Regions from separate parts of the Mus musculus genome. Here region 2 is linked to region 1. A link is a contact called in ENCODE Hi-C or POLR2A ChIA-PET data. All regions are on one chromosome and are shown on one strand. The core of a region is the stretch at or near the end of the contact, and the rest is flanking DNA. Distances in the headings are between cores, read along the strand shown.

What was found. A loop is a pair of places that touch in the nucleus more often than their neighbours do. ChIA-PET counts read pairs that join two places held with the same protein, here RNA polymerase II (POLR2A).
Region 2: a map of heart shows a loop between it and region 1 (3-fold over the local background). The contact joins the promoter of Tmem250-ps here to the promoter of Camsap1 in region 1. A Hi-C loop is called at or near these places in 1 of 37 maps with a recorded cell type or tissue (heart). POLR2A ChIA-PET finds 5 or more read pairs at or near these places in 3 of 5 experiments (Patski and embryonic stem cell).

The regions. Positions count from the first base shown.
Region 1 is chr2:25,981,974-25,986,003 of GRCm38, forward strand. Camsap1 (calmodulin regulated spectrin-associated protein 1) reads right to left here and starts at 1,309. Exons shown (of 18, transcript NM_001372499.1): 1 at 809-1,309. The coding sequence starts at 965.
Region 2 is chr2:26,138,829-26,142,862 of GRCm38, forward strand. Tmem250-ps (transmembrane protein 250, pseudogene) reads right to left here and starts at 1,678. Exons shown (of 2, transcript NM_001256521.1): 1 at 1,311-1,678; 2 at 1-85.

The DNA of each region.
Region 1 (4,030 bases), core at 59-2,558:
TAAGTACCAAATTTCATAATATATAAACCAGATTGGCTGGAACTCTAGTTTGAGACTAAGTCTCAAACTATCCAGCCTTCTAGTCACCCTGATGCAGTAAGGAACAGCTAAGCAGTGGTTATTTAGGTAAGAGTCTTTCTTGGACTTAGAGGACCAGTCCAATTGCCAGAGAATAACACTGCACATGATAGGCACCCTCCACCCACCGAGACTCAGAGAGCATGGATGACACGCGAACACAGTCCCATGCCTGGACCGACCCTGGGCTACCTCAGCGCTCGCTCACCTGGGCCGCCGCCAGAACAGCAAGACTTGAACTGACACCACGCGAAGGCGCGCCTTGGCCCTGTCACCGGCCTCATTCTCAATCTTGGCTCTGTCTCCATTCCTTGTCCCTAGACCTTACAACCTCCTCCCGTGCGTCTCATCCCCCCAAGACCCGTCAGATCCCCTCTGGTCCCAACCTGCCCCGTCTGTCCAACGTCCGAAACTCTCTGCTCTCATCCCCCAGCATGTCAGTCCCTTTTCTGACCCCTCTGGTCTCATACCTGGTCGTTTCCGTCGGTCTCCCTCTGGTCCCATTCTGCGGCCGTCGCGTTCCCCTCTGGTCCCATCCCCCGTCGTAGTCCGACCCCAGTTCTGGTCCCATACCCCGGCTCCTATACCCGTCCGACACCTCCCGGTCGCATCCGAAACCAGTGCGTTCCCCGTCGGCTCCCCTCTAGTACCATCCTGGAACCGGATTCATTCCCCGTCCGTCTCCCTGTAATCCCATCCCCCGACCCCGGACCCCGCCGCGCCCGCCCACCTAGGCCATAGGCCTTCGCACAGATCCACTGCAGGTTGGCGGCGATCTTGGCCCGCGCCGCGTCGTAGCGGTCCAGCGGCACCAGGTCGGCGCCCTCCGGGGGCGCCTCCATCCTCCTCCAGCCTTCGGCGGCACAGCGACCGCCCGCGTCCACCATCTGCAGACAAAGGCCGCGGCAGCCCGGCCGCAACAAAGACGCCGCCGCCCTCCCGCGCCGCCCGCCCGGGCGCACGGCCCTTACTTCACGGCCGCCGCCGCCACCCAGGCTGCTGCATGCTGCGGGCGCCGAGCCGAGGCCGAGAAGGCGCCGAGCGGGCCGGGCAGGCGGCGGCGGGCAAGCGCCGGCCGAGGAAGGCGCGGGGCAGGCGCGGGGCAAGCGCGGTGCGAGCACGGGCCGGGGGCGGTGGCGGAGGCGCGTGCGCGGCCCAGGAGAAGCGGCAGCTGAGGCGGCGGCCAACGGGTGGGAGCTAACGCGCCGCCGCCGCGTCACGCAGGCGCACTTACCGCCCCCCGCAGCCCCACCTTTCTCCGCAAGCGCAGTAGGCACCGCCCGTAACACCGCCCGCTCGCCCCGCCCTCCTCCTGAAGGCTCCGTACCTGTCCCCTTCTTCAGATGCTCTGGGTACACCCTCAGCCCCGCCCCCAGCCCTGGTCCTGCAGAGTAGGCACGCCCCTCTAACCTAGCCCAGTCCGTGTCCTTAGTAGCTATGGACACACCCTCGGCCCCGCCTCTACTTCGTCCTCAAGGCTGCATACACGCTAGTCCATCCGGCCCCTCCCCGCCCACCCCCCGGCACAGTGGACACGCCCCTGTCCGGATCCCGCGCAGGCGCAGTATTCTCTTCTGAGGGCTAGCCTGTTTCCTAGCAACTTGAGAGACTAATCTCTGGCCTTGATTGAGCCTCAGTCCTGTGTGCAGAGACGTTCGCCTCTACCTCTGGCAAGGCCAGCTCTCTGAGAACTGAGCGCCCTTAGAGTCTGCACCGGTGCTGCATCTGTGGACTGAGATGCCAAGACGTCTCCGCCCGGACTGGCAGAAAGTGGGCGTCGCAGAGTGTGTGCGGCTCGAGAACTGCGCCTGAGATTAGCCCAGAGAAACAATCCCCGCAGCTCTCGGGAGTCCGGAGCAACCGCGAGCTCCGCCTCCTCCTCCTCCTCGGTGGGCACTATCAGATCTCTCAACCAGTTTTGGCATCTAAGGGAAATGGATGCCAGCCTAGGACCATCGTCGCGTGTGACCTGCATTTTAGTGCTTGAAAGGAGCAATAGTATATTTTTGAAAACTGGGTGCGGAAGGAGAAAGATGTCACTGAAGAGCGGACTGTGTGCGCACCAGCCCCTGGGAAGGCTCAGGAACCCTCCGGCCCGGGCGTGGGTGACCTTACTAACCATCATCTGCAAACTTCAAGGTGTTTAACTTCTGTCATTGCCAGAGCCGCCCTATGTATGAAGAAGGCAGTGTGTAGAGTGGATGTTGTACAGGTAGCTGTCCCTCAAGTCCAAGTGCATGTATGATGTAGTCAGAAAGAGCCGCGGATGAGCCTGGGCATGGTATCCCATGATTGTAATCCCTGCAGTGGGGAGACTGGAGGCAGGAGGATCTAGATGAAATTCAAGGCCGGCTTCAGCTACTGGAGATGAGACCCTGTCTCAAAAAACAAAACAAACAAAAAATGGATAGTGGCCTCATGTGGCAAGTATCTTGAACCCAGCACTTGGGAGGCAGAGGCAAGTGCATCTCAGTGACTTCAGAGCCACCCTGTTTCTAATCGAGTTCCAGGTCAGCCAAAACCACATAGTGAGACCCTGTTTAAAATAAAATGAAATAAAAATTGGTTAGGGCTGGGTACCCATGGAGAGACCGAAGAGAATGACATTTGGGCAGAAAGGAGTAAAAAGTGAGCCTAGTGTCTGTCCGAGGAGCAGTAGACTGGGCTGCTATGGTAGGCTGATCTAAACCCCGGTGTGTAAAACCAGCAAGGCTCAGACTTGGGGCCAAAGGTGGTGGGACAGCAGAACTTGGCCGGACTGGGATGGGGCCGGGGGGGGGGGGGTGGAATGCCAGGTAGGTAACAGGACAAACCTGAGAATATAGGAGAGAGAAGAAAGGGGGCCAGGGATGGTGGTCTGATGTTCTGGCTTTGTATTCTGCAGCTCTGAGGAATCCATTTGCTAGTTGAATGGTTTCAGACATGTTATCTGTGGGTAAAGAGCATTCTTACCTCCTTCCTGCCTTGTCTAGAGCCCCAGTGCCCTGTGGAATAGCAGGGGAAAGCAGACCCCTTGTCTTGTGATCTGGTGGAAGCATCCAGTTTGCACTGACTGTGATGCTGTTCGGTTTGATGGGTGTCTCTTATCAAGCTCAGAAAATCCATCCATTGTACATCTGTGTGGTGCTTTGTTTTGTATCTGGTGGTCATGTAGAGGCTTTTAGTCTGTCTGTCGTTTATAACATTGTCTGGTGTTCAGATACTGTTCCTCCCCTGTAGTCTGGAAGAAATTCCACTTGGCATGGAGCATAGTCCTTTTTATACATACATACATACTACCTAGCTTTGTTTACTGTGTCTTGAGTGTTCATGGCACGTTGTAGTCTGCAGTTTGCATGTGGTGTCTGTGTGGCTTTAGAAGCAGATTGCTAGTGGGCAAGTAAAATAACTTGGGAGTGTTTCTTTTATGTTCTTGCTTTGGTTTGACTTAATTATTTGAGCCACAGTCTTACTGCCATGCTGGTCTGGAATTCATTCTGTATGCCGTCACACTGACCTCCAACTTCTGGATTCTTCCTGCTTAGCCTTCCACAGTGTTAAGATTGTAGATGTGCACTGCCATGCTTGGCCCTTCTCACAGTTTGGGGAAGAGATGGTTTCTAAGTATCTGATAGACCTACCTTGACCTTGCCTCAGTAGCTGGCTCGGGGTGAGGAGAATGAGGTGAGTGCACGTGCCATGTGCACTTGTGGCAGTTAGAGGATAGCTTTCCAGAGTCCACTCTCCTCTTCCTCAGCGGATTCCAGGGACTGTAGTAAGTATGTCAGTTTCTTTTAAAAACACACACACGCACACATACACACACAGAGAGAGAGAGAGAGAGAGAGAGAGAGAGAGAGAGAGAGAGAGAGAGAGGGAGGGAGAGAGAGAGAGAGAGGTTATGGGAATATGTTCTTGTTTTAACCCCAAGTGTGGGATGTAGGGTTACTTCAGATGTCCACAGCAGCTGACT
Region 2 (4,034 bases), core at 428-2,927, 160 kb after region 1:
CAGTGGCGGTGCAGTGTCCGGATGGCCAGCATAGGTGTCATCAGCGTCTAGGAGCCCTCAGCTGAGCCTTGGGGGAGGTGCTGGCCTGCAGGGAGAAATACAGAATGCCAGGTGAGAGCTCAAGGGTGTCCCTGTCAGTAACTCAGTTGCAACCCAAGGATGCACTTTTGACTCTTTTCATGAGTCCTCAGCCTGTGCAGGCCAATGGTTAACATTCTACCTCCCAGTGCTGGGAGAGGAAAGCAACAGTAACTATGCCCCTCAGCAGCCGCCGGCCGGGAGAGGGTCCCTAGGACTGCCAGGGATAAAACGGGGACAGTAGTGCTCTAGCTAAGCTCACTCTTTAGTTTCTTGAAGACCCACACACCCGGCTACTGGTTGCCCAGTACTCCCCATTACTTCCATAGTGACTTATAACAGTCCCCTTCAAGGACACTCCATGCAGAGTCACAAGAGGACTGGGATGAAGGGGGTGTCCACATAGCAAGCCCCTAAGGTTACTTGCTGGGCCTGAACTTTGGCATTATTTTGGCAGGTTACCATCTCACCTCCCACTGATCTTGCTCCGTAAATTGAGGCACCAAGACCTCTTCCCTGGGGCTGCCTGTACACAACAAAAGCATTACTGGCTTATCTAGGCTGGACATAGTGTCAGAGTTCTCCAAACTGGGACACAGAGAGGAGAAATGGCGTGTGGTTCCTTGTTTCACCAAGCAATTGTCATTCGCAGCAGCCTATGTTAATTTGCATATGGGGGAAAAAAAACACTAAATTTCAAACTATGGGACACTAGAGACCAAAAGTTGGTAACAGGACAGGGCAACATCGCCAACAGGCTTTTGCGACTTCCACTCCAACGGCTTCTGTCACCGCCGTAGGTCCTGAGCAAATGGCCGCCAGCGCAGCTGCGGCCGAGGCGCAGTGGGAGGAAACCTGTCCCGAGCCGGGGAGGCTTAGCTATGTTTTACCCAGCTAGACAGGGCAATGGCCTCATTCAGGCGTGTCACTGGACACCGCACAGGAGGGGGATGCGGTCTGCAGCAGGTGTACTCGGGTGGAGGTGCATGCCATGGCGCGGCCCGGCGCGGGGCACGCGTCTCTGAGCACGGGACCCTAGAGCAGGACATCCAGCTCTCCAAGGCCCGCTAACTCGGCGCGTGGAGATACGACCCTCACTAGCCATAGGCTACGCGCGACCCCGGCCCTCAGCCCGCGTTTTCTGCGGGCGCCACTTCCGGTGTCGGGGCGCCGTTGCCGTGGAGACGGCCCTTAGGTCCGTGGCCGGTCCCCGCCCGTCCTCGGCGGCTCACCCGGTGCCCTCTCCGTGGCGGTGCCGGTGTCCGGAACCATGCGGCGGGCCGACGGTGCTGGGGACCGGGCCTGCGGCTGAGCTTGTGCCCCGGGGGTGCGACGCCAAGGCGGGCACATGCCGCCGAGGACGGGGTCGCTTCGCGCGGCCCTTCAGTTGCCCCCGGCTGGCTCTGGCCCGGAGGGGAGGGCGCTCCCGGGCCGGGCCCGAGGCGTTTGTCCCAGCGTGGGAGCCGTAGTGTTGTCCCTCGGCGGCCACCGTAGCACGGTCTTCACGCCCCCTCCGCCCGCGACGACACGGTGAAGCCTCGCAGCGCCCACCGCGGGCCCGCGCGGAGCATCCAGGAATTCCTCATTATCCGAGGACGCGCACTAGCGTGCGCGCGCCGTGAGCCGACCGTGACGTCATTGGCCCGCGGCCTCAGCCGGAGCGTGAGTTTAGCTCTCCCGCGCAGGCGCAGATGGGAGAACTAAGGGCGAGGAGGCTGGTCCTCTCCGTGTCAGTGCGCGTGCGCGAGTGTGGGAGGGGCTTTCTCGCTGTGGTGTGAGCTTGTCTCCTTTCTGGTGGTGCGGTGGAGTTTTTCCTGTGTCCCAACGCGCGCCGCTGGCACCCAGAGAGCAGTGACGGTTGCAGATGAAGCGATCTCGTGCTTTAGGGGTACTCGCTGTAGAGCACAAGGATCCTGGAAGCGCCAAAAGAAAGAGTTAAGCTGGTGTGTCACCGGTCTAAATGACCTTGCCAGGTTCCTGCAAGCAGGTGTGGTAGGTTTCAGTTAAAAGTTGATGTGTGCGTTTGTTGCTAGGATGTGGAGAGAAGGTTGGGTCAGGCCATCATCCCATGACGGACCGGAAAGTAGCCTTACAGGGTTATCCTACATTGACCCTCCTGCTTACCCAGGCGTCAAATGCAGGCTCCCAGGGAAGAGAAACAGACCCTTTGCAGGAAAGGGGAACCTAGGGCTGGCTGCAAGGCACCTTTGCACTTCACAGGGAACACTTGGAGGCCCCAGCCCACGCAAGACCAAGAGCAGCTACAGGCAGTGGCATGTGCACATCCTGCCAGTACAGCCCACAAATGAATGAATAGATGTAAAAATAAGTGAATGTGCCATATGTCATTATACTCTCTTTTAATCACAGCACTCCAGAGGCAGGCGGATCTCTGTAAGTTCTATGCCAGCCAGGTCTTCTTGGTGAGAGTATGTCAAACACATCTTGGGTCAGTGAGATGGCTTGTGGGTAAAGGCACTTGCCACCAAATTAACAATCCTTGGTACCCACATAACAAAGGTGAAAATTGATGCCCTCCTGTTGCCCTCTGACTTACACACACACACACACACACACACACACACACACACACCATGCACACAGAAGTAATGCTTACAATAAGTCTAAGTCAACTGGAGCCCCTGGACTATGTGACCCTGTCTCGAAACAATAAGAAGCATTTCCTCCCCTGGCCTGAGTTTCTGTCACCCTGGAGTGATGATCTTCTGTTTTCTTGATCGTCCCCTCCTTTAGCTCCCCCCTTGGTTCTGTCCCTACTAGAGATGTCCAGTTTCTCTACTTTTTCTGTCCCTCTGTCCCTTTCCACTTGTTCAGCCCTGTTGCTCCTGTAAGAGCCCTCAGAGTCCTCTACACCTCTGACTTTGAGGCTCTCTCCCTCTGAGGTTGGGCAGGTAGCTGCTGCTGACAGCTCTTGGCCTCTAATGTTGGACCACTGGACGGAGACTGAAAGCACCCTGAACGTCTCACTAAAGGATGCTTCTTGTGACCTCTACTCTCTTGCTTTCTGCTAGTTCTTGGAAGTGTTGGGTACCACCACCCACGAACTGATTCCAGAATGATCCAGACCACAGCAGGGTCATCCCCAAGGATAGGATCCAATCTCAGTTGTTCTGTTTGCTATAGGACAGTCCCGCCATAGAAAGTCTACCTGAAGTCTGTCTGTCAGCTTCCACCCTGCTATCTGCTCTGGGCTTCTCAGTGGGCAAGCACTGGACAGTGGCCTGGCGCCACCTGCTGGGACTGTGCACGGCATGTCCCAGACTTTTTTTAAATTTTTATTTTATTTTATTTTATTTATTTATTTTGGTTTTTCAAGACAGGGTTTCTCTGTGTAGCCTTGGCTGTCCTGGAACTCACTTTGTAGACCAGGCTGGCCTTGAACTCAGAAATCTGCCTGCCTCTGCCTCCCGAGTGCTGGGACCACCACACCTGGCCCCAGACTCTTAAAGACCTACAGAAATGAGAGGAAGGTATAGTCCAAACCCAGGCACGGGGCCCATGGGACTGAGGCCATCTCATTTGTGTCTGTGGCTGCCTTGGTGCCATCTTTACAGAACAGTCAGAGCCGGGTAGCATCAGGACCCAGTGGCCTTCGTGCTGTCCGCACTGCCTGAGAGTGGGTGCAACCCTCACTTGAAATGATGCTTTCCTGCCAGGCAGTGGTGGCGCACGCCTTTAATTCCAGCACTTGGGAGGCAGAGGCAGGCGGATTTCTGAGTTCGAGGCCAGCCTGGGCTACACACAAAGAAAGAAAGAAAGAAAGAAAGAAAGAAAGAAAGAAAGAAAGAAAGAAAGGAAGGAAGGAAGGAAGGAAGGAAGGAAGGCTGTTTTCTTCACTTTGAGCTTCTCTCCTCTGTGCTGAGTGAGGAAACAGGCCATTTGAATCCATATAAAGCACTTCAAGGACACCAGCTCAGCCTCCCTTTCACTGACAA